4 separate regions of the Mus musculus genome follow, and all the other regions are linked to region 1. Evidence: chromatin loops called from intact Hi-C (ENCODE). Cell type or tissue: heart. All regions are shown on one strand. Each heading gives the region's core, and the rest is flanking DNA. Links, peaks and the distances in the headings are about the cores only.

What was found. A loop is a pair of places that touch in the nucleus more often than their neighbours do. Peaks named below come from ENCODE experiments on the same cell type or tissue, not always from the same donor. Only the 100,000 strongest peaks of a DNase experiment are listed, where the experiment ranks them.
Region 2: it touches region 1 in a loop (2.0-fold over the local background); 16 of 42 quality-filtered maps call a loop at or near these places.
Region 3: a loop joins it to region 1, with 3 times the contacts of the local background. A loop is called at or near these places in 6 of 42 quality-filtered maps.
Region 4: a loop joins it to region 1, with 4 times the contacts of the local background. A loop is called at or near these places in 8 of 42 quality-filtered maps.

What each region holds. Positions count from the first base shown.
Region 1 is chr3:66,976,701-66,984,589 of GRCm38, reverse strand. Shox2 (short stature homeobox 2) reads left to right here and starts at 2,819. Exons shown (of 5, transcript NM_001302357.1): 1 at 2,819-3,379; 2 at 6,196-6,404. The coding sequence starts at 3,034. It also overlaps a transcript of Rsrc1 not described here. In heart, for the core only: no CTCF peak of the experiment used is centred there; DNase peaks (open chromatin) are centred at 3,329 and 5,579; H3K4me3 peaks cover 4,337 bases; H3K27ac peaks cover 1,140 bases; H3K27me3 peaks cover 3,915 bases.
Region 2 is chr3:67,341,261-67,349,149 of GRCm38, reverse strand. The region is part of intron 7 of Rsrc1 (arginine/serine-rich coiled-coil 1); the gene reads right to left. Among named protein-coding and RNA genes, the nearest start is that of Mlf1, 29 kb to the left of the region's middle. In heart, for the core only: CTCF peaks have their summits at 4,351 (motif pointing right) and 5,920 (motif pointing right); no DNase peak of the experiment used is centred there.
Region 3 is chr3:67,579,104-67,586,992 of GRCm38, reverse strand. It overlaps Mfsd1 (major facilitator superfamily domain containing 1), which reads right to left and starts at 4,225. Exons shown (of 16, transcript NM_025813.3): 1 at 4,016-4,225; 2 at 2,297-2,349; 3 at 1,283-1,395. The coding sequence starts at 4,175. In heart, for the core only: a CTCF peak has its summit at 4,088; a DNase peak (open chromatin) is centred at 4,102; H3K4me3 peaks cover 1,741 bases; H3K27ac peaks cover 1,327 bases.
Region 4 is chr3:67,568,659-67,576,547 of GRCm38, reverse strand. Gm25919 (a small nucleolar RNA gene) reads left to right here and starts at 3,257; the gene lies at 3,257-3,388. In heart, for the core only: CTCF peaks have their summits at 3,091 and 3,313 (motif pointing right); no DNase peak of the experiment used is centred there; H3K27me3 peaks cover 2,139 bases.

The sequences.
Region 1 (7,889 bases), core at 1,077-6,076:
TAATACAATTTCCAAACTTTTAATTTCTTAAAACTGAAACTTCCTAAAAGAGGGACTATTGGGGATGGCGAGGAAGGGAATGGGGGGGGGGATATAAGAGGCTAACAGAAGAGGTGTATGTTTCCATATGTGAAAAGTTCATAAAGAAAACCATACAATTATATGCTAATAAAAATTTTAAATTAAACTTCCTTTACACAAATGGGAGTCAGACACTGGAGATTTATCATTGCTTCATCTACCACCCCTATAGTTAGAATGAGTCAAGAAGATGAAATAATAGAGAAATCTATTGGTTCAAATTACAGGATAGTCATGCCTGATCTTTCTCTGGTTACCTTTAAAGTGGTCATCCTTCTAGTACAGAAGATGGCATAAGCGTTTGTATTTAAGTCCTGTGGTTAAAAGGATGAAGAAGCGTCTGGGGGTCTCCTGATCTCTTACCAGGCTTCTAGCAGGGGCTATTTGGGAGGTGTTTACGAATATGTATTTCGTCATAGAGGTTGAAAGCTACTGAAACACCATGTCAACTTAGTGGATCCCATTACTAAATGATCTTTTTTAAACAGTTTCACAAAAGAGTAAAATTCTGTGATTATTCTCCGGAATTACAGTGTTACAGATAGCAGACCGATGCTCAATGTGACATTGCTCCTAAATTCATAGAAGTTAGGAAGCAGTAAGGTTTTGAGTCTTGTGAAATAATAAAAGCAAGAGTTCATGTACTTCAATAATACCTAAATGTTTAATGCAATCGCTGTTAACCATGTAAAGGTATGCCTTTGTCCTAAAAGCAGGGTGGGAAATGTTTCTAGAAGGAAGGATAATGTCAAAGAAAAAGTAAAGCAACATTTCTAATAAGCTTTATTTTCATGTCCTTTAAATGTGCAATGTAGTTAGTATTACAAGAAGTTATGGAACGTCTTAAATTACACTTAAATTCTCGACTGAGAATACATTATGTACCACAATTCTGTGTTCTCTTTACCAATGTTTTAGGTTGTTTGGGTAGAACTTCTGAAATTATTGGCTAAGTGTGTTTTGTTGTTCTAATCAATAAGTAGAAGATATACATATTAATGGCCTGTAACTGCTTTCATTTTTACTGAGTACTGGATCCAAGAGAACGAAAACATTATCTTTTAACATCAAACAAAACTCATTAATATTCAGTATACTGAAAATGCCCCCCCAAACTGCCACTTAAAGAGGTATATTTGTTTACATATTCAAGTAAATGTAACATTTCATATGTAAACATTCTTTTGTGTGAGCAAATAAGTATTTGCATAGCTACAAATCACACAGCAAGCCGTGGCTTAGAGGAGACAGTCATGTCCCCCCCCCCCATATAATTAAGAGTTTTTATAAAATAATTGTCAAATATACAGTTTTTAAGTTATAAATCAGAAAGAGAGTTGTTTTCCCCCCTCCAAAGAGTGAGTCTTTTTTTCACAGTCCACGGTAAACAAAAATTAGTCGAGCGACAAGCAACATCGGTAATTTTTTCCGCAGAACTCAAAAAGTAGTCATCTTTTGTTTTTCAGAATTAGGAAATCGAACTAGAATGCCCCCCAAGATGCTAAATAATTAAGGGCAGGGTGCAGGGAGTTGTTAGGAAAAGGAGTAAGAACCCTTAGACCTCATAGAGAAAATCGAAATGGAACTGCGCCTGACCGGGCTGTAAGAAAATACCTTAAGACCGAATCTGGCAGAGAACAGCTGCTCAGGAAACAAGTTAAATCGACCAACCCCTTCTAGCGGGATGTGTCTTTATGGGAGTCAGCTTTGACTCCAAAGTAGTAGAGTGAATTACAGGGACCAGTACTCAGTGAGGCTGGCTGCGCGTTCGGAAGATCCTAAAAGGAGGTGAAGCCTTCCGAGGTGCTGCAATGAAGCCCCATTCGCAGCAGGCGCGTGAAGACCGGATGCACCGCTGTGCAGCTGCAGCGGCTTGGAGCAAGAAAGGGTGCAGGAACGGAATACTGGAATGGTTGCTAGGCCTATTAACCATAGAGAGCCCGATACTGGGCCAGAGACCAGGGGTCATCATTGTAGGGTCGAGCAGTTGGGATGCCCACCCAGAGCGAGGCTGTAGGGTCGGGTACTCTCTGAGGATACCCACTGACTCTGATTGCAATGCACTTGTCAGTTTCCTCTTGGCCCCGCCTCCGAGAAGTCTATCCAGTTCCCCAGTGTTTTACTAAGTCGTGACACCAACGCAAAATCCACGCTTAATTAAATTAATTAGGGATTCTTGTCAATCCTGGATTAATGGCCAAGAGCACCAGCGGCCGAGGCTATCAGAAAACCCGACCGCTGAGGACCTGCCTCCTCTCCCCGCCCCCTCTGGTCCCCTGCTTGCCCTCCCTCTCCAGCCCGGTGGACTCCAGCCTGGATCCTCCATCCTCAATATTCATATTCATATTCTCTCTCTCTCTCTCTCTCTCTCTCTCTCTCTCTCTCTCTCTCTCTCTCTCTCTCTCTCTCTCTCTCGTCCCCACTCCCTCTCCTCCCCACCCCAGGTAGTGGCGCTCCTGCTACCCGCGAAGGGGTTCACTAGGAGTTGCGAGGGGAGGTAATTTACTCAGAACAAGAGGCCCGCCTTTAGGAAGTATAAATAGTGAGACTTCAAGAGCTGCGTCGCTATCAGATCTGAACTCTCCGCAGGAAGAATTGTCAAAGATCTTAACATTGAACACGCGCACTCCGGCAGGGAAGCATCAGTTCCCATTTCCCTCTGGCGGCCCCCGCCCCTTCCCTCCTCCCCCCTCTCCCCCTTTACCCCCTCCTTCCTCCTCCTCCTCCTCGTCCTCCTCCTCCTCTTACTTCTTTTTCTCCTTCTACTTCTCCTCTTCTTTCTTCTCCTCTTTTTCTTCTTCCTCCTCCTCCCTCTCCTCCCCCATCCCCCTGCCCCATTGATGTGTTATTATTGGGGGGGCTGGAGCAGTAAAAAAAGAAGGAGGAAAAAAAGAGCGGGGCTCGGCAGGGAGAGCTTGAGCGCGAGGTTGACCGGCGGCGGCAGCGGCCGCGATGGAAGAACTTACGGCGTTCGTCTCCAAGTCTTTTGACCAGAAAGTGAAGGAGAAGAAGGAGGCCATCACGTACCGGGAGGTGCTAGAGAGCGGGCCGCTGCGCGGGGCCAAAGAGCCCGGTTGCGTCGAGCCGGGCCGCGACGACCGCAGCAGCCCGGCAGTCCGGGCGGCCGGCGGAGGCGGCGGCGCGGGAGGAGGCGGAGGCGGAGGCGGAGGAGGCGGAGGAGGTGCTGGAGGAGGAGGAGCAGGCGGAGGAGCTGGAGGAGGGCGCTCTCCCGTCCGGGAGCTGGACATGGGAGCCGCGGAGCGGAGCAGGGAGCCCGGCAGCCCGCGGCTGACGGAGGGTAACGGCCTGCCCCCGGCCGCGGTTCCCCTTACTGCCTTCCCTTATCCTCGGGGCGGGAGAGGACCCGGGACCCGAGCGGGAGGAGGGCGGCATCGCAGAGGGCCCTGGACCCCAGCTTTGGGAGATACCGGGATAGTGGAGGGGTAGGAGGCCAGACTGCTCCGTCGTGGGTGGGGTCCTCGCGTGGGGGAGGGCGTGGGGTTTCGCGCACCCTTCTCTGTCGCTCCGGTTGCACCGAAATATGTTTTTCGCGAGCGGGAGGATGGGGCCGCGCTGCGGGACGGCGAAGTTTGTGTGGCCCGCGGCGAGAAGGGGTGCGGCAGGGGCTCACTAGGAGGCCGGTTGTAACTAGCCCGTAGTCCCGAGTTTGCCAGAACCCCTTTCCTAAGCCTAAAGGAGAGAAGGGGAGGGGAGAGAAAGAGGAGAGCCACACGACATTGCCCTTCTTTAGATTTGCCATCAAAACCACTGTAACTCTGCAAAGCCCCCAAATCTCCGGATCTTGGGGACCAAACTTCACATTCTTACTGAACAGTTAAGGTAGGAGCCAGCCAAAGGTCCAGGCCAAGGTGATTCCCTCTCGGTGGAGGAATTGAGGAGTAGAGGGTGGGGGACGACGACGAGGACACTACATACACAATTTCTTTACTGGCTAGAATCGTGCAGTACTTTAGGAGAGAGAGAGAAAGAGATGGAGAGAGAGAGAGAGAGAGAGAGAGAGAGAGAGAGAGAGAGAGAGAGAGAGAGACTTTTGGAGAGAGCAGTGTTAGAAAAAGGCTTTATCTAACCGGTGAAGCGTCCATCAACTCAAAGTTAAAAATTAATTTGGCACTCGGTACTGCAGTAACTGGTGTGCTGCCATATTTTTCCAATTAAGAAAATATGTGGCATGCGTAGAATCACAAATTTAAGCAAGCAATTAACTTGTTTATAACACGGTCTGTTCCTGTTTAGGCCATTAAGTGGAAAGTTGGGGGCGAAAGAGACATTATATTAAGTCTATTAATCAACTTGAAATTTGGATTTGTTTTCCTTTGAAGCCCCTAAACTTTGAGGGGAATCCACTCTGGGGGTGACAACAGACAAAGCCAGTCCACCTTCCCATCTGAAGAATATATGTTCCTGTTTAAATTTTACTAAGATGTTAGTGAGATTGTCCTAGTAATGTTTTCTATTAAATTGACCCCTAATGTTTGCTGTGACCTTATCTACTTCCTTCCCGGAGGAAGAACAAACGTCCACAAAATGAACTCTGAGAAGCAGAAATACAGGCAATAAATAAGGTTACTGTATAGAATGCCAAGCTGGGGCAAGATGGGGCGCTTTGCCTTCACCGAGATCCCGGCCGGCCGTGTTCCCCTAAATTTAGAACGTGATAGGGTAAAATGATAAAGGGGCCCCCAGAGTAACCCTTCAAGGTTCATAGCTCTGAGACTCGGGTTACATAGCCCTGGCAAGCCTGGGTGAGCCAGTTGCTGGGGTTGTTGATTTCCAAGCTCTGGGCAAGTGTTAATTTCTTTGTAGCTTGGCTCTTTCGACTTAATTTTTTCCCCTCTGTGTTGATCCGGTTCCTGGGTTGGGAGGAATCAAAAACAGCCTCTACTATCTAAACTTAGCTTTGACAGTGGACATCCATCTCCAAATCATGCAGAGGATGAAGGTTGGGTGGACCTTGTATTGATATGGGCCTGACTTTGACTGTCCTCATCATTGCCTTTTGACATACATATATACCACCCCTCGTGTGGCTCTATTTGCTCACACTGCCAGAGCTCCTATCTTTTACATGGAAGGACAGCAAAGTAGCAACGAATGTGAGGGGGAAAATGCATATTTTATTAAACATCCGAGCGGCTGGATGCATGAAAAGGTTTTGAACAGCCAATAGAAACCGAGGAATGTTCTGCTTGAACCTGTTGATCTCAGTGGGTTTAAGCCTTTAGGGTCGATCCTTGGTTTCCACCGGGGAGGGAGAAGGAGAGGACAGATGCAGCGGTGGGTTTTGCTGACCACCAGAGTCTGTCTGATTTGCCGCCTCTACCCTTCTGGCCCAGCGTGGGCGGCCAGTCATCCAGGCCGCCAACATGGCGTGGTTGCCTGTGCCAATCCGACCCGAGTCTGGCAGGGAGCACAGGGACTGCCTAGTTGCTGATGGAACCATCCGTAGGGGTCTGGTCCGAGCCCTTGGGTACCCGGGGACGTGGCTTTCGGCGCAGCGCTGTACCAGAATCTCGTTTTCCTGCTGCAACCTTTCAGCGGGCCCAGTTGTTCCTAAATTAGACCAGCAAGTTTGCGGGAGGCAAAGGGCCAGAGGCAGCAGAGGCTGGCGGGACAGCGGAACAGCCCTCTGGGGATAGCTGGCGTGCGAGGCCATCGCGTGGCCTTGCCGCGCCCTTTAACCGAGACCGGGCTCTGGGAGAGGCCCGCGCAGCGCTTTTGATTTCCGTGAGTGCGTGGGTCAGTGAGTGCCATAGGGTCAGGAATGCATTTGGTGTTGACAGAAGGGAAGGGAACAGGTAGTGAGAGGGTAAGCTAAGACCCCAGTTGAGTTGGGTAGCCGCGTGCCCACCTTGTCCCCAGGCAGCTATACAGACGAGACTTTGCGGGTCTCAGAGACCCCATCCTCTCTCCAGGTCTTCACAGGGATCCCGCGCTCCCAGGGTTTAGGAGTCTCTAGCCTTCTGGAAAAATCTGGTAATGAGACTGTCTTGCTTTTTTTTTTTTTTTTTGTTCGTGTGTGTGTGTGTGTGTGTGTGTGTGTGTGGTGGTGCGTGCTCCGACGCACGTGTGGTCCTTCCGTGGTGCCCTCTTCAGTGTCCCCTGAACTGAAGGATCGCAAAGACGATGCGAAAGGGATGGAGGACGAAGGCCAGACCAAAATCAAGCAGAGGCGAAGTCGGACCAATTTTACCCTGGAACAACTCAACGAGCTGGAGAGGCTTTTCGATGAGACCCACTATCCAGACGCTTTCATGCGCGAGGAATTGAGCCAGCGACTGGGGCTCTCTGAGGCCCGAGTACAGGTACCCCCATTGCGAGGAGGTGGAGGCTGGGTCCTGAAAGTCAGAGTGCTATACCTAATGTTTGCGGGGAAGCTGCAGGTGTCTGGTGTGAGATGAAAAAAAAAGGGGGGGGACATCTTTTCTAAAGATCTTATTTTCTAAAATGGGTTTTGATCCCGTAGCCCCTTTCACTCCTAAGCCAACATATGTTCGCTGAAAAAGAAAGCTGTGCTGGGCTTGCTCCCAGAGTTTCTATTAACCACACCCCCCTAGCCCCTCGCTGTCTTTAATGTGGTTTAATCCTAATGGGCCTACTTTTATAAGCCTTAAAAAAAATGCCATAGAAAACGTTTTATCTCTGAAGCCTTAAAAGTTACAACGAGTATTTTGCTCTCTGGAGTTGGGTTTCGTTGAGGGTCTAGGTTTGCCAAACGGATATACCAATTAGGTTTATGGATGTACAGACTATAAAGAAAATTAGCATCTGTTAAGTGCAAAAATTTACAGTGTACTGCTAGCGGATCGGTCTCTAACTGAGCGAGAAACAGAGGGCATAGAATATGTTTGCCCACCCTTTGTTCCTCCACTTAACCAACGCAAAGAACCTGAACCCATGAAAACTCCATTTTAAAACAACATACACATCGTATTATTGATGTTTGCAAAGCCTGGCCTTCAGAATATCACTTGGGGTCAGAACTGCAGCTTTTTTCATTATTGGTGGGGTTGAGGATAATCTAAAGGAGGAATTATAAACACACATACATATCCTTCCAGCTTTATAGGGAACAAATTTAAACGTTTCAGATTGTATTTCCGCTCAAATAATAAAATTGGGAGAAAATGATGGTCATTATTTGTTTGAACACATGGAGCAGTTTTAGGCTAGAACATCTGCAGCTGTTACAAAGTATCGCTGTAACAGATACTCCCTGGGTCTCTGGGCGGAGAGACCACCATCTGTAAGGAACTATGCACAATTCTTATGGGGCTTCCCCGCATCTTGTAATAGGATCAGGGGGAAAAAACAGAGCAGTAAAGTGGACAGAGAAAAAATAATAATAGGCCGCCTTGGTCATCACGACGTCAATCCTAGAGCCTTCCCTTTTTAAGCCTGTTCTGCTTTGCAGCCTGTGCTGAGCTCTCTAGAGACTCCGCAACCCCTTAAAACCGTGATAATTATTGCAGCCGTGAGTAATAGTATCTCCATTCCAACTCTTCTAGGGGGGAAAAAAGAGTCAAGAAGCCTCAGGCCATGTGAGTCACACAAAGGATGCCACCCTGGCATGAAATCCACCCTTCTATTATACTCAATATCAGGAGGATTTTTGAAGATTTACATTGACTGTGGCACTTGATTTCAAAAACTTACCAGAAAAAGGCTCTGAAGTAATATTTTCCTTTCATGGTTTTTTTAAACATTAATTTGTGAATCAATCAATATGCTGTATTGTGGAAACTGTATTATTGGAGCCTTATTTGAATTTAAAAAAAATCTGTCACACT
Region 2 (7,889 bases), core at 1,902-6,901, 360 kb before region 1:
GAGGTTTGGAGAGATGGTTCAGTGGTTAAGAGTCATTGCTGTTCTTGTAAAGGCCCTGCGTTCAGTGGCCAGTACCCACTGGGCAGCTCACAGTTCCAGAGAGCCTGAGGTACGCTCTGCCTTCTGCATGTATCAGGCATGCATGTGGTGGTGCACATACATGCATGCAGGCACTCACATATACATATAAAATAAAAATAAATAAATCTTCCAAACTTATAATTGGTACTGTTGTGTAATTGTCTTACATTAAATCAGGAATCACGCTGACCACCTGTCTTGGTGTTCAGACTGATCAATGGGTCCAAGGTGATGATGTCAATTTGACCTTTCCCATTATAAAGTTCTTCATGAATCTTTCAATTACTGGCTTTAGTAGCATTAATGTTTGCTTCTTAAGTCGATTATTTAATTAGAAGCTATAAAATATAACTTTTCTTGTTGTATTTATTACTTCTGATTTTTTTTTACATGGGGAACATTCTTACATTTAGCTGTCAGTGACTGAAATGCAGCCTGTATTATGGGGTTACTAAAATATTTCTTCTCTAAAATTCTGAGTGTGAGTTCAGGAAAACACATGTGTCTATGGCATGTGCGTGGGGTCCAGAGGAGAACTCCTGGAAATTACTTCTCTCCTTCCACTGTGCGAATCAGAGACTGAAGCTGGGTCACCAGGTTTGTGCGGTAAGCACCTTTATACACTGAGCCTCCTCACCCGCCCCAATTTCTTCTCCTTACTAGTATGTTTGGTCTACAGGTTACCAAAGATGTCAATTACGAGCTCACAATAATATGTAAATAGTTTTAATGATGCTCAAATTGTTCACGTCTGGGTAGCTCGCCCTGCTATGTGATCCCGAGTCGTGAAGCCACGGCATGATATTCCAGGGTTATCTCACACAGTTCCTGCCCCTCGTGATATGATCTACTTCTCCACTCCTTTCGGAAGGGGAAGACAGCAGATCAATAACTTGGCATATTCACCATTGCTGAACTGCCACTGCTTCTCAGTCTTTTTAATGTATGGGGAAAAAAGATATGCTAGGAGAGAAAATTTAGTATGAATATATGCTGATTACTATCAATTAAATTAGCAATTATGATTTTAAATAATTTTATAGTTACGTATCTTCTCATATGCTAAAACATTCAGCATTAACAATATTGTCGAAAGGATTCATTTTCCATTTAGGTATGCATTAGATAAAAAATAAAATGGCAATGATTACTATAAAGCACAAAGGGTATTAATGCATGCTGTTAAAAGTGTTTTTGACCTTAACATGTATTCTGCTGATGAACTGTCAAATCACTATGCTTTAAGTTACTTGAAATAATTCTCTATCTGATTATGCTACTAATTTTATAGAGTTATCTGTTTGCTTCAGTTTATTTTTGAATTTTTACATCTTGCTCTCTGACTAACATGTTTTTAAGTTGTGATGTAGTTTTCTAGGTTAAACTGTAAAACTTAACCATTCAGAAACATTGTTTTTCCTACCCGAGACCCGTCAGTGAATTTAGCTTCCATCGTTTATAAAACTGTAAGAGCTGCGCTCGCATCTCTTCTTCCTGGATGACACTAGTATACTACATCCCTCTTTACTGGGGATGCTTTCACAGCAACTCTCTACCCTTAGAGCGTTCTTTACTATTGTACAGCTATACAGTTATCTGCTTCATAGTTTTATGATGCTTTTATGAATGCTCAAATGATGACTGAGTTACTGAAGTAGTTCTCTTTCATAGATCACATTTTAATAAGAAGGAGGACTCAGGTGTCAATTCTTATTTTTGGGCTTACTTTTCCACATTAGCTGGACAAAAAAAAAAAAAATGTGTGTTGAAACTCTCGCCCACACTGATACCAATCCGTACCAATACCAATCAGGAGCCAATGTAGACTTAACTAAGGCAGCTTGATTTTTTTGGATTTAGACTTTATGGGTAATGGCTGTGGCTAGCTTGCTTAGCTGAGATACCTAGTTTGATGGCTGGCCTTAGGCAAAGGATCTGCAGAGAGTGGCTCTTGCACTCCAGCAGCCCTGGCCTGAATGTGTAGGGGCTGCCACTGAGACAGACATAAAGAACACAAAAGCAAAGGGTAATAAAAATTGATATTGCCTTAAATACCTTGCCTCAACTTTTGGCCAATCATAAGTGATTGGTCTAGTCCCATGCAAGCATCTGTTTACTCAAGGGGAAGATTAGCTCTCCCATTGGAGCCCAGTCTTGGCTCACTGAGAAGCTGTGTGAAGGCTTAGAAGCAAGAGCAGCTGCAGCCTATGTCCCCATTTTTTTGAAGAACACGTTTTCCTGTATAAATTCACGCACTGCCAAAGTGCTGCAAAGCAGCAAATAGCTCCCTTTGCTTTAGTATAAAAGGTTCTCTGGATTTTAATTATGTGATGTACTAAGCATATAAAATGAGAGATTCTTTGTCTGGCTAATGTATTAATATTAATGGATCTCTTAGTAACATGTAATTTTTAAGGTTCTATGCATAGGAAGAATGCGACAGCAGAGAAAAATAACAAAAGAAAGGTACCAACTTTAATGTCTCCTTGAAAACAGTATTTTTTTAAAAAAAAAAAAATCCCAGTTAGTTTTACCAGGATTATTTACTGTCACGAATTCTCAACAAGAAGCCTTATTTCTGACTTCAGGATGCTGCCTCCCACGTATCAGCTACTAGCTCTCTTGGATTTCCTTTCTCTAACTGTCTAACATATTCTCTCATTTGGATTTGCAAAGCACATCATTAGTATTAAATGTCAGAGGTGAACTGAGAAACAGTACTGATCTCTAAAGCTTGTAGTGTTTGTAGCTTTAAATTTGGGAATACAACCAGTGCCTAATATAAATAAGCATGGTATCACAGGCCCGGCCAAAGGGCCAGTATGCTTATTAAAATAGCACTGTAGAAATTATAAAGGAGAGAAGAAAGATTAGAGAAAACAGAACATTATCTTTGTCCTTTAAGAAAAAAATCACCTCGGGACTAACAAGGTGACAGGGCACGGAGGAGAAGGCAGCTTGCCTGATTTACGCTGTGGAAACAAGCCACATGAGTTTCATCTTATAATGCTCAACCCAAACTCAGCAACAATGACACTTAAATTAAAAACAGGAAGATGCATGGGAGATGCAAAATTTCTGCTTTATAATAATAACTCTGCTCTATAGTATCTGAAAACAATAACCATAAAATATTTTAGATTGCATATTCAAAATTCTAGTATTGACATCCACAAATCCAAGTCTTGAGCATCACCTGCAGCTTTAGGAACGACTGTAATGTACCAACAACACATACCATGCTCTTCTGAGTTCAGGTTCTTTGTTACATGTCACCTAAAGAAACTCTGTATCCAGTTAAGAGTGACCAATTGTGTTAACTCCGTTATGTTTTTGCATGCTTACATGAGTGCACAGAATCATCTTATGAGCCACAAAGGAAGAAAGGAAAGGAAAAGTCATTAGAAGCCTGGCTTCATGGTACAGGCTTGTAATCCTAGCTACTTGGAGAGATGAGGCAGGAGAATTGTGAGACCAAGGCTGGATTGGGTGTGGTGAGAGTGCAAGGCCAGCTTGAGTGATATAGTGAACCCCTGACTCAAAGCCAAAGGAAGAGTGAGAGGGTGAGTTCAAATGGCTTAGGGGAGAGAAGTAGGTGTTTCCTGAATTTGATGGTCAGCGTGAAAGACAAAAGTTACTAGAAGAATAACATTAAAGAATGTTTAAAAGCCAGGAAGGAAACACATTCATTAGCACTTAGTGATTTCTACAAGTATATTATTGGTAAATACAACACACACACATATATACACACACTCTCCTAAAAAGGAACCAAAAACCCATTTGAGACAAAAATATCAGTATTAATTATTTTTGCAGAAGGTAATTTTGATTTCTTTTTATGAAAAAGAAATGTTATTACTCTTGATTATATATATATATATGAATATGTATATATATATATATATATATATGCTCTATTTGAAGTTCCTGACAATTTCAATTTCTAATAGCATTTACAAAGTTTCTTTTAAAATATCACCAATTTGTATATCAATGATGATATACAGATTTACACTGTGAAATACATAAAATGAAGTCCAATGCAATTCTTAAACTTCATTTGAAAATAGAGAATTTTAGTTTTCTTTTCCTTTTAAAAATACTTTATTTATTATTTATTTATTTACACTCCCAGTCCACTCTCAAACTGTTCCACATCTCATACCTCCTCCCCACCCCCTGTCACCAGGAGGATGTCCCCACCACCAGTTTTTTGATTACAAACATTAACGCCTCCTGTGCTAGCAGTAACAGGATGGCAACAGCAGATGGCACTATTGCCCAAGATGTCATATTGGGATGAGGACAACTGGTGCTTCAAAGAGATCTTTAACACATGCAAAGAGCTCATTGTCAACTGGTTCTTTCCAGTTATTAATATTTTATGAACTTATCTAAAGTTAAAATGCGTTTTATGTTAACAAAAAATTTGGGTCAGTTGGTCTAGGTTACTGAGTTATTTATGATATTGTTCCAGGAAAATATATTTATACACTAACACTACTGCTACAAATCCATTAATAATACAAAGTATTACCCAATTTCCAGATTAAATTGACTCGGATATTAGCCAGGAATACAAAACAACCATGAGCATCCCGTTTTAAATAAGACAATCAGCATCTGTACTGCAAAGCATTTCCCAGTGCTTTCCAAGGATGAAGAACAAGACAACATACTTGAGTAGGAAAGTTGTTTTCAATAGAACTTGTAGGTAAATAAAATTAGAAAGTTTAAATTATTAAGATAATTTCTTATAAACATAAAATTTACAGTTATTGCTTTGCTTTTAAAAACAATTTATCTTTTTTCTTTTATATAAACTTTATCATAAAAAGTTGCAAAAAAGAAATCACGCAGCAAAATTAAGCAGAGCCAGACTATGAACCAGAACCAAAGGCTAGATAATGTAGTGGAATTCTATGCAGTTACAATAGCCACTTAGGAAGGAAGATGGTAAGCTTCACACCAGATTTTATACTTTTACCACTGGATACATGCTATGCACTTATACATTACATAAACCAATATCTCTTCAATATTTCTTTTAAAAAGAATACATTAGAAACCTATCCAATCTTAACATTTATAAGCTGTTCATAAAACACATTCTTAAAAACAAATTTCCACAAAATTATATCCACAAAGAGCTTGAAAAATCAGAAGACTCCTTAGGTAGAAAGGCCTTGCCTAGAAGCTTCCAGAAGCTGATGCTGTGAACACTGTCCCAAGGGAAGCAGAGGTTCTTCAAGTGGTTTTCACAAGACGTGGCTGGGGGGTGGTCCAGCACAAGCTCACCATATTAAAATACTTCCTCTGGCATGTTAAATGAGACAAATAATTTCAGTGTGGCCATACTATCAAAGAATTTCAGTTAAACATAAAAAGTACAAGCAAATTGGGCCATTGTGATTCATAAAAACAGAATCTTCACTGAATATCTTACTTAGAAAGTTTTCATATCTCTCAATTTTCACTGTCATTTACGGCCATACCTATACATATGTTTTAATGATGCTGTCACTTGCCACTGGTGTGAAGAGAGACCTCTTCCATAATTCACCTGGCTCTTAGCATATGCTGTCTCACACTGATCATGACCTCTGTGTGAGTGGCAGCTCTGTCTCCTCAGTTAAGAGATGACATATCTCTCTGTTACCTTAAGAGCTTAGTTGAGGGTACTGTATTGTTTAGTGAGCAATTAATATATATTTTTTGAATAACTAAAATTCAAGGGGCATTAAAACATTAAAAATAAAATGTGCAAGTGACTTAAAAAAATTCATTGTTTTAGTGTTTATTTTACTTTAGTGTTTGCCTGCATGTATGGCTTGTGCTCAAGGAGGCCAGAAGAGGGCACTGGCTCTCTGGAAATGGAGTTACAGATGATCCTCTATGTGAATGCTGGAAATTGAAGCCAGGTCGTCTGGAAGACTAGCCAGTGCTTTTAACAACTGAGCCATCTCTCCAGCCTCCTAAGCGATAGTTTTAGAATCTGTGGGTTTAGACTGCCTGGGTCAAACTTTCCGTGCTACTTACAAGCTGTCGTAGCCTTGGGCAAATGGTGCAAGCTGTGCAGGTCTGAGTTCTCCTTTCTGGTAGTGAGATAATAATGGGCTACATGTCTTAGGAGGAGTGAAAGTTTCCCTCCCCCTTTCTTCTTTCTGCCTTTCAAATACTTGAGCACATTGACCACATGAGGCATTGCTCTGAGAGTGTATAGTAAGGAGACAAATCATAAACAAATAAGGTGGGTACCCCATGAGAGAGAGAGAGAGAGAGAGAGAGAGAGAGAGAGAGAGATCAGAAAGAAGCTAGGGAACTATGTGAGACAGGGGAAACAGGCAAGAACACCCGGACATTCTGACATTTCAGCAGAAAAGGGTAACACGAAAAAGTAGCCATGAAAATCCTAGTGATACTCCTGCTTCGTGTGAGGTTATTAGATCATGACAAATACTTAGTAAATGCATGTTACTATAGATGCATGCTTAGCGCCATTTAGTTATAGCAGTAAGGACAGGAAAGCTGCCAAGTTGTTTTGACTCTGTGACTGGCTTTGGTTCACTCCTGCTGAGGCGTGGCAGGAAAGACTATGAGAACGAACAGAGAGAGACAAGGACTACTGGAAGGCATTCCTGTGCACATCTCAAAGAAGGTACAAAGGCTACCATGGCTTTATCTGTCCAGGCCACAGTGTGGCCAGGGCAGTGTGGTGAATGGGGAAGCTACTAGATTGTCACAGCTGCCAGGATCCAATACTCTGAGCTATAGGGGGTTTGCCATTTCCCTTAGCATGATCTATCTCAAGTGGAAGAATCTATGTTCAAAGAAAATTTGCTGTAGTTTAATGCACGAAACTTTTGCTTTGTTTGTGATGCCTTTTGAATGGGAACATGATGGAGACAGTTTTCATTTAAATGCCATATGGTACTATGCTGGTATGGGGAGCAGCAACAGGTCAGATTTAAGGCACTTGGGCTAACTACTTTACACTCTACCCATCACAGCTGCTGGGATAACCTGACTATTCTCACTGCAAGATGAAAAACTAAAGCAAATCAGCAACTCAGTCAAGCTCACGTGGGTAGGTGGTGGCAGAACCAACCCTGACCTGTGATTTAGTCATTGCTTCTAAAATGAATTATTTACCCTTTTTACATCACACAATAAATGATTTCTCCTTACTCCTTCCATTTACTAGAAATAACAAATGTCCTTGGGATTGTAATTATTCTGCATTCTAATGCTTATTCACGCAGCAAAACGTTACACAGCTCTGCTTGTAGAAGAGATGTACACACGGTCTTGCTCCTCTGACGTTATTTTGACGTGGGTTATAGAATTGTATTTTCAGAATCTTCTATACTTAAACAGAATTTTAAAGAAATTATTACATCATATTCTTACAACCTTTATAATGAACAAAACTTAAAGTACTTGAGAACCTAGTAGCACTTCCACTTAAGCCTACAAATAACACAAGCAGGAAAAATGTTCACTTCAGATTTTGTTATTTACTGTGTGCAACAACTGTTAGAAAAAAAATCAGTTTCTATGATACTACGCAGTCCAACTATAGTGACTATTGGTTTACGCTTGCTCAAGACATGGTAAACCTGAGTAGTCATGTTTACTTTAATGCAATGATAAGAAATGATCATCTCACCAGAACTACAGAACTAAGGCTGCTGGACAGTTTTATTTTTATTTCTATTTATTTTCATCGCAACAAGGTAGAAGAAAGGCATGCAACTTGAGGAACCCAGATTACTAGATTAGAATAAGGAATCGCAGTTGCTGTC
Region 3 (7,889 bases), core at 1,123-6,122, 600 kb before region 1:
GGAGACTAGTAAGAAGGCTCAGTAGCACAGACCACTCACTACTCTTGAGGAGGATCCTGGTTCAGGCAGCTCATAACTGCCTGTAACTCCAGCTCCTGGAGACCAGACTCCTGTACTGGCTCCACACATGGCATGTGTGCGTGTGCACAAAATAAATCTTTATCTTACTATCAATTTAGAATTGATTCCAGGAAATTCTACAGTAGATAATTCTAAGTTTATAATTCTTGGTAACTAAAAACTACTTTTAGAAGACATGGCTATGCCAAGTTAATGGAGTTACAGGTCCAACTACAGTCTATTAATATTTTACCAGAGTCACATAATAGCAGCCTTAGCAGACTCTTCAAAAGTCATCAGAGCCAACTGCATTTCTGAAGCTAAAATTCACTCAAAAACATTAAAATCATGGCCTGAATCTTCTCTAAAACTGGAAAACTCAACGTCCCACAAAGATTTATATCACCCCTATTAAAAGGAGTTCCTCCTCCATGTAAGTGGAAAGAGTTTCCCTAAAACTTAAGCTAATTCTATCATCCCTTGAGACCCAGTAAAATCTAAACACTTCCTTAACGCTCAACTATTTAAGATTCTTAGAAGCAACCCCAGCAAATCTAAGCACACAAGGCTGTCTCAACCCTTATCCCTCAGAAAGAGTTAGAACCACTCCGCAGCTCCATTTCTGCCTTCTGAAGAGAGCCCCAGCTGATGGTCCCTAAGTCCCACTTGAAACACAGCCAATGAGAAAGATGAAAAGTGACAAAGCTAATAGCAAAGGGACTATTCCTCTTCAGCATCAAATGACCATAGCCACAAAAAGTTCAATGGCCAAAGACAGGCAGAAATGGTGGGGGAGGGGGGATCCTTAAATCTTACCAGAGCTGAGGGATGTATCTCCACCTATGTGCAAAGACTTTACAACTCCATATCTCACTTAATCCCTGTAGAAGCCTGTAAGGTAGGAATTATTGCCCCTACTGAGGGGAGGGGGGGGAGCTGAAGCTTAGGAAGTTCGTCTAACCCAATTTAAGAGCATAACTTATGACCTCGACCCATCAGCAGCATCTACTAGGCCTGATCCTAATTAATAAACCAACCAGGCTTCAAGGATCGAGTCTAGAGCCAAAATCAATCTTTAAAAACAAAAATCAACTCTTCGTGTCCACCATATGTCAATTCACACAAGTCTATTCAGTTCTTTGAAGAAAAACTTTGGCCCATTCCTACATTCTAATAACCAGGTTAAATTTACCCACAATTTGACTTTTTTTTGCAAGCTTACCGTATTCCAAATATGCGGTCTATCAAAAAGCCACCCAAGAAACACAAAACTACATTGGGCCAAGAATACCAGGCATACAGCAGCATGAATTTCGTGGTGTTCACTTGCATGTCCTGGATAGAGAGAAAAGAAAACTTTTTTTCCACACAGATTCTGCAATTAACGAATCAAAACAAAACGTAGTGACAGCTGTGTATCTATACAGGGTATGTTTCCTAACCATGTGTGAACTGTTACTTCCTTGTGACTCTGGAAGCTACGACCCTTGCCCTTAGAATAACAGCCATACCTGGGAACATCTTAAGTCCACATACTATGTCTCAGGCCTCATGGATTCTAGGACCTGTCACTGGCATGGGGGCCAACTCAGCCCTTTTCTGTCTCCTACGTTCCTCCTTCTTCATTTCCACCTCCATTATGGACTCCTCCCAAACAGAAAAGAATCGTCCTTGCCTAGTCTTACAGATGTTATCCTCTTTAACCCCTCCTAGAATGCAAAGGACAGCCCATGCATTTTTCCTCTGCCTAATGGCTTTTTAAAATGCACATAATGATGGTCTAAATGCCCAAAAAACAACAAATATCAAATACAGTTTTACAACTCAAAACCAGACTAAGAATGCAGATAGGGCCAATACTCAGCAACCAGTATGCACATTTATAAAAGTAAATAACAGCAAAGTTTATCTAAGAAGGCCAAAGCTGTCCCACCACTCACTCAATGGTTCAGAGGAGTGCAAAGCTCCAACCAACACTAGCATTTCCCGTAACACTGTGGGCAGAGTCCATAATTATCTACCTAAAGAAGAAAACCATCTCGAGGCATGTATATGTTATTCAGGAGTTCTTTAGAGAAACAAATTTGATCTCTGCAGCCTGTGGGTGTGGTGATAACAGACACTAGAAGAGAAAGTGGACATCTCAGATGGGGCACCTGAGAGCTCATTCTATCTGAGCATCTGTAAGTGAGTGCTCCAAAGCAAAGCAGTACAAGAACGGAGAAAATCAACTCACCCGTTTCACCTGAGTCTGAAGGGCAGCGGGGTTGTCATAGCAGAAATAGCTGCCTAGAAAAAGGAAGAACACATATTTCACTCGGAATGATAATATCTATATAAGAGTTTCAAGTTACAACTCCTAACTAGTAACTCCCCGGAGGTGTTTAAGGTTTACTATGGCTGACACTATGACAACAGATTTTTTTTTCTTGCTTGTGTGTTTGTTTTACACCACTTCCTGATCTACCATTCCAAAGAACTTCCACAAGGTAGTGGTGTGCATACACAGCATATACCAGAAACCTGATAAAGAGGTCAACATCAACTGCTTTTAATCATTTCGTTTCCGTCTTTCTTCCCATGCTTATCACTGTATTAACATCTTCATGAAATCGCTGCATTTCCCTTACTTAAAAAAAGTCTACAAGCATCCTCTACAGGTGCACGTTAGCTGGGTCCTCACTTTTCTTGAAAGCAGAGGTAACTCAGAGATTCAAACCAAACCAGTATTTGATATAGATCCTGATCCTGCAAACAAACAAACAAAAACAAACAAAAATACCCAGGAGCAAATAACTGAGTGAAAACTGGGCTAGAAACAAGAACAACACAAGCGCCAGTCTAAGGGATCAAATGAAAACTGGCAATGTCTCCTGGGAGCGGGGAAAGCTGACAGGCTTGAAGAAGCCCCAAGGTAACACTGCCTGTTTCCCCGCTGACTCTGTAAATACACAAAGCTAGCGGTCCAAAGGTGGAGAAGGCAGCTAGCGACAGGGCGGCTCTAGTTTCTCAAACCCAAACTTTCAGCCCAATCTACCTACCAAAAATAAACTGTCAACTTGAGTAGGGACAATTTCTTCAAGTGTTTTGTCTATGCTTACTGGTTATTGATTCTAAACCTAGAAACTTCTCCTTCAGGATTTAACTGCTTATAAGAAATTCAATACCATGGTTGGTTGGTTGGTTGGTTGAGACAAGATCTCACTTTGTAGCCCTGGCTGGCCTCTCTAGCGCACAGACATGTCCCTGTCTTCCAGTACTGAGATTAAAGGGCGCCACCACTATCAGCTCAATACGTTTTAAAGCAAATGAGTACCATCTTCTCAAAAATAAAGAAACCGAAGCCCAAAGTATCTTTTATAAACCAGGTGCATGTATTTCTGAATCTGATCCCCCTGAAACACTCTTTCAAGCCAAGCCAGTTGTTACGAATCCGAACAGTTTCAATGTAAACTAAAAACTGTAACACGGGAGGGAAGGGTGTCTTTAAAAGTAGCTAATGAAAGTGTTTTGCGCCAGATCAGATTTCATAAGTGAAACCAACTTAACAAGTGTGGTCCTGCAAGGCTGTCTCACAGAGGAAAGGTAAGAAAAGACTCCTACTAAGGTGTACTTAGCAGTGAACACTATCCAAAGCGGATCCGAGCTCTAAAAGAATACAAAGGAAAGCACTGGGGAATGGGAGGGGTCGCCTGGGGAGGGAGGAAGAGGGACTTAGTCACGCTCTGAAATTCCCCCAGCAACGTTCTGAAACTCTCGGGAGCACAGCTCTCCGGGAGAAAGATCTGAGTTTCCTTCTCATCTGCGTCCCCAGGGAGGAGCTGCTGAACACCGGGGCTTGGAGGAACAAACGTCACCTCGCTCCAGACACTTGGAAAAAGCGGGCTCCCGAGCCCAGGCAGCAGCGCGAACCCTGGAATCCCTCTATCATCTGCCCCAGCCGAGCCCCGCTCACCGAAGCCAAGGAAGCACATGAGCGACAGCACCACGAGCCGGTGCGCCAGGCGGCTGGGGTCGCAGAGCGCGGACAGAGCGCGAGGGGCGCCATGGACTGCGCTGTCCGCCTCGCGGCGGCCCCCAAGCAGCGCCCGATCTTCCCCATCCTCGTCCTCCATCAGCTTGCAGCCTGGAACGGAGCAGGAAGCAAAGGCAGGGCGGCAGCGGCAGCGGCAGCACTCACGTGATCACGTGTGTTCACGTGACTTGCTCGGGCCACGCCTCTCCGTGCTCACGTGAACGGTTGCTCACGTGGTGGCCGGGCTCCCGTGCTGCCTTTCTGTTCTGCCGATGGGGTATAGATCCGGTCGGGAGTGGGAGTGAGCGACCGGGTTCTCATTAACATCTGATTTAAAACCAGTAGGAAGTGGTGGTGCAGAAGTCGTGGTGGAAGGCTTGACCTGAACCCAGCTCAGTCCTCCCTCCCTCACTTCGCCAACTCTTCATGAAGAGTTGTTAAGTTGACCTGACGGAACAGCATATGATGTACCTGACACTTATGTACTAGAAAAGAGGACAAATTCTCTCACCTCTGAATATGGGTGAGAGAATTTCCTTAGGTGGACAGAAACTAATCATGTGGGTGGATGGATGGTGACTGCAGCTGAAAGAGTTATTGAATTCCTCTGGGTTTTATACGTTTATAATTACACGTTTATACTGATCTTGGAGTAAGAGGAAAGTCGAGTAAAGTAGAAACACGAACATCCTAAATGAGGAGCCATTCAGAGATGTCCAGCAGAGTATAGAGACCACTAGGTTTGTTTTGAGAAGTTTGATTTGGCAGCGCAGCCTTCTACCCCACATTTCTAGGTTTGCCGAGTCTTTGCAGTAGAATTTTGAGTGTAGCAAGGCTAGGTGCTAAATAGCTGTAAAGCGTGCCGCAGAAGTGAAAGTGAGAGGCTCAAAGCTGGAGCTATCGCACCAAGGAGAGATCCAGTGACTAAATGAGGACTTGCTTAAACAATAGCACCTGGGATTTGAAAAAGGAGGAGGACTTTTGAGTGTTTTCTAGACTCCTAGCTTGGGCCCTCCAAAGAGATCCAAATATGGGGGATGGGGAAGCAGAGGGACTGTGTCAGAGAGATACCGTTTGGAATGTTTATGCATAGCCTGCTGTCTACCTTGCATTCCCCTGACTAACACTGTGCAGTTGCCAGCACAGTGGTCATACCCCACCTTGGGCTTAATCTTTCACTCAGCATCAGCTGTACTACAATGAAGGGCCTAGACCATCAGTTTACATTCCTTGGCTTTGTCCACAGTATAGATTACTGTCTTGTGCTGGCTAGTTTTATGTCAACTTGACACAAGCTGAAGTCATCTGAGAGGAGGGAGCCTCAGTTGAGAAAATGCCTCCATGGAATGAACCTGTAGGCAAGGCTGTAGGACATTTTCTTAATTAATGACTGTTGGGGAGGGCCCAGCTACCCTTGGGTTGATAGTCTGAGGTTCTATGAGAAAGCAGGCTGAACAAGTCATGAGGAGCAAGCCAGTAAGCAGCACTGTTCCATGGCCTCTACATCAGCTCCTGCCTCCAGCAGAAGGTTCTGTTTGAGTTCCTGTCCTGACTTCCTTCAGGGAGAGACTATGATGTGGAAGTATAAGCCAAATTAATCCTTTCCTCCTTAACTTGCTTTGGTCATAGTGTTTCATTAAAGCAATAGAAACCCTAACTAAGACAAGTCTAATGGCTAAGTCAAAAATACAGGTAAGAGGCTGGCTGCCAGTATCTCTAATCCACTTTTTGGCTTTTTGGGTTTTGTTTGTTTGTTTGTTTCGTTTGTTTGTTTATTTTGTTTTGTTTTTGCCTTTAGAAATCTAAGTAAAAATGGCTATGATAGTATAGACAGTTTGTACTTCTTGTTGAAGGAGGTTGGACTTCTTTTGAATGATAGTCACTTGTGTCTTAATGAAATGCCCAGGGTAATGCCCTCTGGACCTGACCTCATTCTGTGTTTGCTTAGACAGTTCTCAGCTATCTATCCTCCCAGTGGGTCATGTCTACCCTGGCTACATATTTGAGATTTCCACAACCATGACTGTGGTCTGCATATTCACCAAACTAATTAATGTATATACAAATTTAAACTCAAATAACTGAAGATGTAAGTCAAAAAATAATTGGCATGTTATGTCTGAGATGATAATGATAAGTATTAATATATAATATAATAAAATTTTGAGGTTATGCTGACCCTTATCTAACTTTGATGTAAATTTTTATCTTTGTGGGTTTTGCCTTTTAAAATGACACCTGAGCTTTGGCACCTAGAGACTGAAGCATGAGCCCATGCTTGGTAGCCCATCAGTTAAAGGAATCGGCCTTAATTGTTGCCATTAGTGTGTGGTCTGTGTTTTCTCCCATGGATGTGTTTCAGTTTTCTACAAATTCTCTTTCTCTTTTTGACTCCATGTCTTCAGCAGGGCTCCCAGGGTTTATTCCTTTACGTGTTGCTTACGTAGAATCACCAGTGTGTGTAGGACTTGACATTTCCTCCGACTGTGCTTTATTTCCATATAGTTTTTCATCCCAAATCATTTTTTTCATAATGTGAAGGCCTTTACTCTCAAATAAGATTTCAACACCCTTAAATTGAGTATGGAATCACATGTCTGTCATCCCAACTATTTAGCTTTTAATGTGATTAAGACTTAGGCAGGAGACGTGTGGAGCCGACGAAGCCCTGAGTGAGGGACACCATGAGTGTGTGTTGTTGACAAGTGCACATCCATGACAAGGCCCAAGGCCGCAGGCCCATAGTAAATTGCAAAGCCTTCCCTTGTGGGTCAGGCTCAGAACTGGCAAAGCCTTCTTCCTCTGGTCCAAGTATAAATGTCTAGAAGCGATTAGTGGATTCCTGTGTGCAAAAACCAGCAAGTTCAGCTTTCTCCTCCCAGATGCGTACAGCCTGAGAATGCTCATCTACATATACCTCCAGTGTTGTGCTTAATAAACTCTGAGACTCCGACTACCTGACCCCAACTTTTCTACATGTGATGTGTGCTCTCTAGGAAGGGCTGTACAGAGGAAGCAATGTCTCCAAGCAGAGTAGGCTGTTGAGCCTGTGGAAGGCATTTGGGAAAATAAAATCTAGAGACAGGCAATTCCATTTTAGAGGCAAAGGAGCTCTGTGCACTCTGTAGGGGACAGGTGAACTGGTAAGATTCTTGCCATAAGCCAGTGAATTTATTGAGTGAGTCCATAATTAGCTGCATGATGGGAAGGGAAGAATCAAAGCCATTAAGTGGATGAGTTGTTAATCTTGTTAAAACTTGTTCTAAAAAGACAGAAACTTTACCATGAGGATGGCAGAAGACAGGAGCCTGACATGGCTATCTTCTGAGAGGCTCTACCAGCAGCTGATGGAGACAGATGCAGATAATCACAGATAATCATTGGACTGAAATCAGGGACCCCTATGGAAGAGTTAGGTGAAGGACTGAAGGAGCTAAAGGGGATAGCAACCCCATATGAAGACTAATAATATCAACTAGATCAGACCCCTCAGAGCTCCCAGAGACTACACCACCAACGAAAGATCATACATACATGGACTGGTCTGTGGTCCCGGCACATATGTAGCAGACTTGATACCCAAGAGAAGGGAGATGTGGGGAGGGGGTGGGGTGGGTGAGAGAGCACACTCAGAGGCAAAGGGGAGGAGGAGGGGTGAAGAACTCTTGGAGGGGGGACCAGGAAGAGGAACAACATTTGGAATGTCAATAAAACAGTTTAAAAAAAGAAAAGAAACTTGCTTTCGATTCAAGAGTTGTTTTTTATTTTGTTTTGGTTTTTTTGTTTTGTTTTGTTTTTAGTTATTATAAAAATT
Region 4 (7,889 bases), core at 1,050-6,049, 590 kb before region 1:
TTCTGGGAACTTCACACAGAGATCTGCCACCATCATCAGTGACTGGAGCGGCACTTCCATTTTTGCAGCACAGACCATTGTCTGAGAGGAAGTGGGCATACATTGCATCATCTTTTGCACAGCCATTCAAAAAGTGACTAGAAAGGCTTTCCTCAGAGCTGACTTCTCTGACAAGATGGTTTACACTGGCACGACAACTGGCAGCCATGAGCACATCTGTTGTTCTGACTGCTTGTGGCTAGTGTATTTTTGAATGTGGCTGGGGGTGTCCAGTTAAAGTCTAAAGTCCCTATATGTCATGCAAGGAGAATAGCGCATGATCTCAATAATGCCAGGATTCTGAACCAGCAACTGTGGTCAGACTCCAAATCCAGACTGAACGTCCTATCACCTGAGCTTCAGTCAGGACTCTCCAGTAGTGCGACCACCAGCCACTCTGCACACTCTGACTGAATCGGAATCGGAATCTGAAGACATGAACTCTTACAGTCTGGCCAAGAAGGCACTGTAACGTCTTGGCAGGATTGAAGATATCCTAAGGAGAGAGACACTTGTGCCCATCTCTTTGACTACACAACTGTTGAGAGAGAGTACCACAAGGAGTTGGCATTTCCCTTGAATCTTATGCTGAGAGAAGGAAGGCAGGGGTGGGGAGTGTGGTGGGCATCCAGGGTGACTCAGAAAAGAGCACTGTGGGTTGCCCTGGTGCTGTTTGTATTCTGACGTTAATTCTGCTTCCTCAAGGGCGGCTGCCCCTACTAGGAGTGGACAGGTGATTTCATGTGAACATTCTCACCATTCTAACTGGTCAAATAAAGGCTAGAGCCTGTGGTTGGGCATTGTAAGGGTAAGGTGGGACCGGAGGTCTTAGAGAGTGGAGGAAGGGTAGGGGAAAGTCAGAGGAAGAGGTGGAAGGAAGATGGAGCAGAGCTGCATGGTCTGGAGAAGTTGCAAGTAGCCAGGGATCTCCTAGCTGGGGAATAGATTAGTGTAGTGGTGGATCCGCCTGATCTAGGTGTACAACTTATAAATATAATAACTGGGTTGTGTGGTTTTTACACAAGCTTATTAGGATTGGAGATTTACTGCAACAAAAGAGATTTTACACTGTTCTTTCATCACATCAGACCACCTTGCAGAAAAGACAAAATGAGACATTGATGGGTCCATGCTGGGTGGAAGCCCCCTGACCAGGGCCTTCATTTAAACCTAAAGGTAGACAAGGAAGGCGTTTCCTGAACCCCCCCTGTTCCTCTTCCCAGTGTGTCCACTCCAAATAAATCTCTGCTTTTCACTCTTCCTTGTCTCTTTAAAAGACTCATCGAAGAAGGTGGGTGAGTCTAGCTTGTTAGGTCTGCCAGGGCCCTGGATCTGACCCTACCAACATTGGTAACAGCACAAAGGATAAGAAATAAACATTCATTTCTGATGTTGCACCCTTCAAGGTACCTGGTCAAGACAGAGTTAGCAGACAAAACAGCATCCACCCTTCTAGAACATCCTTTCACTCCCATGTTAAAAATATATAAGAGACTTGGAAAAGCAAGATAAGGTGCGTCCTCCAAAAATGCCCCATCCCAAAGTAAGGGCCCCCAATAAGAGTGCAGTAGATGAAATTTAAGACGAAGAATTCAAAATAATTATCTTATGTATGATCAAATAAATCAGAGGGCTCAAACTCCTAATGAATTCCAAGAGAAAACAAAAAAATAAAGAAGTTTATATAGAATATGAAAATGGAATTCTATAAAAGAGATAGAAATACCGAAGAAAATCTGAAATTCTGAAGTTTTCAGTAAGTTAAATAGAAAGTTTAGTGGGAGTCCTCATCAGTAGAATGGATGACAGAGAGAATGGGATATCAGGGCTGGAAGACAAGACATGGCGGTTAGAAGACAGTCAGTCCAGGACAGAGATAAAGCAATAAAACTCTGCACAGACTCAGTAGCAGAAATTTCCACACGTCTGAGGAAAGAGATGCCCATCCAGATAAAAGCAGCATTTAGAACACCCAATATGTGTAAGGCTAGAAAACAAAGTCCCTACCTTTTTTGTTGCTTTAAAGATGCCCTCAAGCGGGTGCTAGAAAGATGCCTCAATAGACGAAGTGCTTGCGAGCATGAAGACCAGAGTTCTTGATATTCACATCAAGCTCTGATTATGGCCTGCATCCATAGTTCTTGTGCTGGGGAGGGGAAGACGGGTAGATCAGGAGAGGTCATTCAACCTCCAGGCCTCACTGAACTTGTGAGCCATAGCAATTAAAAAAGCATTGTGCTGGCACAAACTTATCATGGAGTAAAACAGAGGACCCCAGATGCAGCCACTTGGTTGCAGTTACCAAAGTGTGTCAACCCCTCCTCCTCCTCCTCCTCCTCCTCCTCCTCCTCCTCCTCCTCCTCCATCCCCCTCCTACTCCTCCTCCCCCCTCCCTCCCTCCTCCTCCTCCTCCTCTTCCTCCTCCTCTTCCTGCTGCTGCTGCTTCTGCTTTTTCTTCTACAGGTGTCAAAAGCATAACTGCAGAGCTGGGACTTGGTTTGGTGGTAGAGTGTATTCTTAGTTCACACAAAGCCCCAGGTTCCATCCCCAGCACTGCAAAGCGGGGCGCTCTTTCACAAATGGTGCTGGGGAAAGGGATATCCACATGCAGAAGAATGGAATTAGATATATATACTTCACATACACACCCCAAAAACCCTCAAGGTGTATTGATGTCCTTAAGACCTGAAACTTTGTGACTGTAGAAATTGGGCAACATTTCAATGCCTCTTTTATCTGGATGGGCATCTCCACACAGGCAAGTACTTCCTCTAAAGGAATGGTCCATGAGATCGCCCCCTAGAGCTGACAAATGGGACAACATCCAATGAAAACATGCTGGAAACAATGACAAGAGACCACCTACAGATTAGGGGAAAAAATCCTTGTCAATTCTGCATTGGGCAGGTCAGAAATATATAAAGAACTGCAAGAATGTAACAGCCTCTTAAACTTCCCAGTTGCAAGAAGGGCTATTGAGTGAACAGATTGCAAAAGAAGAAACAAAAATGACCAATAAATATTTGAAAAGGGTTTTAACCCTTTTAGCCATTATGAAAGGACAAATTAAAGTTACTTCGAATCTCTCTCTGTGTCTCTCTCTGTCTCTGTCTCTGTCTCTGTCTCTGTCTCTGTCTCTGTCTCTGTCTCTCTCTCTCTCTCTCTCTCTCTCTCTCTCTCTCTCTGCCATACAGGTTAATATCAAGAAAACAAACACCCTTCCCCTAGAAGTATTGCAGGTGTGGCTGCTGTCACATGTCCACCACTAGGTGGCAGAGAAGAGAGGCTACGTCTATGCTCAGTGTGCTGACTTGTGAACATCTAGATGATTAGTAAGTTGCCTGACATCCCTTGAGAACAAGCAAGCCTGAGGCCACACCAGTCCAGCACCAGGGGGCCTGGACAGGGAGCTAGCATGAGAGGACCACCAATTCAGCTCCTTGGTACAGCACAGGCTGCAGGTCGGGACCGGCTCCTAGGGTGATGAGTGAGCCGGAGACTAGAAGAATCCTGCCCAGGACTGTTAGCCCTGGTTGAGAAGCAAGCCTGAGATGACCACCAATCAGTCCAGCACCATGCAGACCTGGGGGCAGTGACACAGACCATGTCAGAGTTGACCCCTACCAGGTGTCATAATGCAGAGAAGCAAGACATAGCACTCATGAAACCACTCCTGAGACAACCCCAGACACTCAAAGACCCTGGTGCCACTAAGAGGAGCAAGTAAGTGGTGGGAAAATGGAAGAGGAAAGAAAAACATAAGGATGTGGACACAATGAAGAGAGACAGAACTGGAGATTGGAGAGTAGTGAGGAATGGCCTGATGATGTGAGTGGCTGGTGATGCCAACTGGGACCATGATGGGGTCCTGACCTATGCTGCCACAGGAGGTGGGGGATATGTGTAGCCCTACAGCAGCAGGGGTCTGTTACCACAGACCTGTTACCAAGGCCTGGGAGATGCCCCTGGTCTGAGCTGCCACCTGGAGACATGCTGATATCTGAGAGCTATGCAGAACCATCCCTACCCCTCACCTGGATCTAGGATAGCTGGCCCTGGGGATGTGAGTGCAGGAAAGCTGCCCCTGACCCTAGCCAGATGCTGTTCTCAGGAGAGCTTCCCCCCCACACACACACACTTCCCATTGCTGGAGTTTCTGGTGAGCCAACCCTAGGGATATGAGCGTGGGAGAGCTGGCCCTGCTCTCTGTGTGGTGGTGTGGACAAGGAAGAGCTACCCTCCTCCCCTTTTCCCCTCACCAGGGATTGTGCCCTGGTCCTGCTGGTGAGGAGTCCTGCAACATCCACTCCAGTAGTGACTCGCATTACAGGTTTGGAAACCTGGAAGCAGTACTGAGGCAAAGAGTTTCAAGGAAACTCAGCCTCCTGGAACCTTGGCATTCCCATAGCTAGAATGCCACAGATTTGTCCCTGCAATATTGTGGAGGGTCTTGCATGCTTTCTTAGAGTATTTTACTGGCTAAGAGATAGAAATCTCAGGGCAAGCTTAGCAAAGTATATTTTAGAATCGTCATTACAGCCAAGTTACTTTCATATGCAAGTATTTGCCAAGGCCTAGAAAATAGGGGGGTTGTGGTATTGCATTATTCATGAGAAGGTCTGCTAGAGCAGACCCCCTGGTGCTAGCTTTCATAAGGCTCAAAGGAGTAGCACAAATTGTGAATAAGGTGTGAAATCCTTACCTGTCATTAGCTGACCCTTGGCAGGGCTGTTTTATCTTTATTGTAAATATTACCTGGTTCTTTCAAGTCCTTTTCAAGTCATTCCTCTGTTTTGTGTCAGATACTTCAATGTACTTTGCCTGCTGTGACATCCTACCCCTTTGTTTTCTGTATTATATAAGACTGGTGTTCACTTTGTGACAACACACTCTCTCATGTCATCTCTGTTTGTCACCCTCCGATTCTATGCCCATCTGGTCGAGGCCTTGATTCGCACGGATTGAGGAGGACCCACTGAGTCCCGTCTGTGGCAGAGTCCCGTCTGTGGCAGAGTCCCTGTCATCTGAGGGGAGAGTGAGAGGATTATAGAAAAGGAAGACTCAGAGACAAGGGTTAGAGATCGGGAGGGCTGCAGGTCTATACTGTGCCAGCCCCAAATGTGTTTCTCATAACCTTTACATACTTTATAGTATTGTGGGAAACAAAGTCACAAGCCAGCATAGACAATGGCTGATGTACACTAGATATTTATACCCATCCAGAGGCCTCCTTGTTCTTTCCTCCAAGATTAGCAGGACATCCAGCCCCTCGCCTTGAGTTTCAAGTATATCCCCTTATCATTTCATTCATCAACAGGCCAGGAAATCTGCCAGCCGACCCTGGCCTGCCTTGACCCTGCCTGATAGAAGCAGGCAAAATGGCTCCCGACAGGTAGAGCGGGCACGTCATGAGAGCAGAACTGGTCCCGCCCCTCACCAGCTGCAGCACTCAGGAGTAGGCCCTGCATCTTGCCTGGACAGCACAATAGAACTGACCCTAGTGTCGGGAGAATGGGCAAACTGGTCTGTGGGCCTGAGCATGGGAGAGGCAGTCCTGCCTCTTGTCTGCTGTGTGGTCCCTTCCCCTCCTTTTTGCCCTCACCACCTATGGCAGGTAGGAAAGCTATCCAAGGATCTTGAGAGTGGAAGAACTAGCCTTGTCCCTTCCTGGCTTCAGCACCCAGGAGAGCTGGTCCTGCACCTTGCCTGGACAACAGGATAAAACTGGTTCTGGTTGTGGAGGCTACTTGTGAGTCAACCCCAAAGGCTTGAGAGTGTGAGCAGGCTGACCAGCTCAGATACCTCTCAGGCCCAGATCCAGGGCTTTGAATCAGCGCACCCCAACACCTACCCCATCGATGAGCTGCTGGAGTGCATCAATATGCAAAGATTTTTATGGAGACCAATATGGGAATTTTTAAAATAAAACTAGAACTACCCCGTGATCCAACTATAGCAGTCTTAGACACATGTCCTAAAGAATCTAACTCAGCACACCCAGAGCTGCTTATACATCCACATTTACTGTTGCTCTATTTACAATAGCTGGAAAAAGCCTAGATGCCTATCAATGAGTGAATGAGTGAATAAAATGTACATACATCAGATGGAAATGTATTCAGTCTTTAAGATAAATGGAATTGTGAATTTTGCAGGGAAAGATATACAGGGGAAACAGCACGGACATAGTTAAGGGAGTGTCTACCTGGGGTACTGCCCTTGGGAATACATCGAGCCCCAGACCCCTCTGCTCTCTTCCCTTCTCCCCCCCTCCCCCACATCCTTCCCTCTCCCCTGACATTTGGCCACCACAAGATGAGCCGCTCTCCTCTACCACTCTGTCCCACCACAGTGTTTCAGCCTCATCACAAACTGCAATGTGACAGAGCAAATCAGCCATGAAAGATGTCCCAGAGACTGTTCCTCTGCCCAGCTGAATCTCTCACAGCAACAGAAACTTGTGTAACGTACGTGGGATTAATATGTATGGCGGAATATATGTTTATAATGCAGAGACCGCCAGAGTGGCAGCATGTTCCTCTTATCTAGTTTGAAAAGCTGGTGAAGGGAGAGTGGCAGGGAGGTGGACCAGTTGTTAAGATCACTTGCCGCTCTTGAACAGGACCTAGGGTCAGTTCCCAGCATGCACATCATGGCTTACAACCATCTGTTCTGTAACTCCAGTTCCAGGGATCCAGTGCCCTCTTCCTCTACCAGCACCAGGTATGCATGTGGTACAATACATACATGCAGGCAAAACATGCATGCATAACATTTCCCAAAAAAAGAAAAAAGGTTTTAAGAGGAAGAGAGGGAAGTTATCTACCTTGGAAGATACACAATTGGTTTGTCCTGAAGACCAGAAAGGCTGGCATGTTGGGAATAAAAACAGGTACCGTGTTAGTTACTTTCCTTATTGTATGACCAGATGTCTGACAAAACCATGCTATGGGAGGAGACATTTATTTTGGCTCACAGTTTGAAGGGATGCAGTCTGTCATGGCAAGGAAGGCATGGTGTCTGCAGTGGTTAGCCAGACACCGGCAGCTTCTCATGATAAGAGCAAGGGACCCTAAATAGTCACCACCTTTAAGGTTTTCCCCAGTCATTAACTTCTGCTACTAGGCCACACAGCCCAAACACTCTATGAAATGTCACAGAACCAAAACAATGCCAACAAACTGGGGATGAAGTCTTCAGACACATAAGCCTGTAGGGAGTATTTCACATCCCCATATATCATGCTGGGGATAAAATAGCACACTCAATATCTAACACAAATGACCAAACTTATATTAATAAATTTATTTTAATAAGTAAATATAAATTTATTTTAATAAATCTACTTTTCAAATGCCTTTTATGACTGTTCTGTGTCCATGGCCCCCTTCCCATCCACTAGGATTTGTTTTCTCTCCTGTTTTGCATGCATCTATCTGTGTGTTAACTATATGGCTATCTGCTGGTCTCCCCGCCCACATGCATGGAAGTCTGCATTAAAGTCAACTGCAGAAAGTAAACACATTGTATTTTTCCTCCCCTATAAGGGATGAGAGAATCAGAAAAACAGGTTATCATGAATGGTTCTATTTGAATGTTTACAGTTGCTTTATGCACTTATTTATAAATGAGTGTGTGGTAGGGTGACAGTTTGCAGAAGTCGGTTCTCTTCTTCCAGCGTGTGTGTTCTGGCGATGAATCCCAGGTCGTCGTGCTTGACAGCAAGTCCCTCTACTCTTTAAGACATTTTGCCAAACCCTAACTGGAAAGTTTTTAAAGAAGCCTTTTAGCTGAGTAACAGAAATGCATCATTATAAATCAAGCAATAATAACGGTGCATTTATATTTGT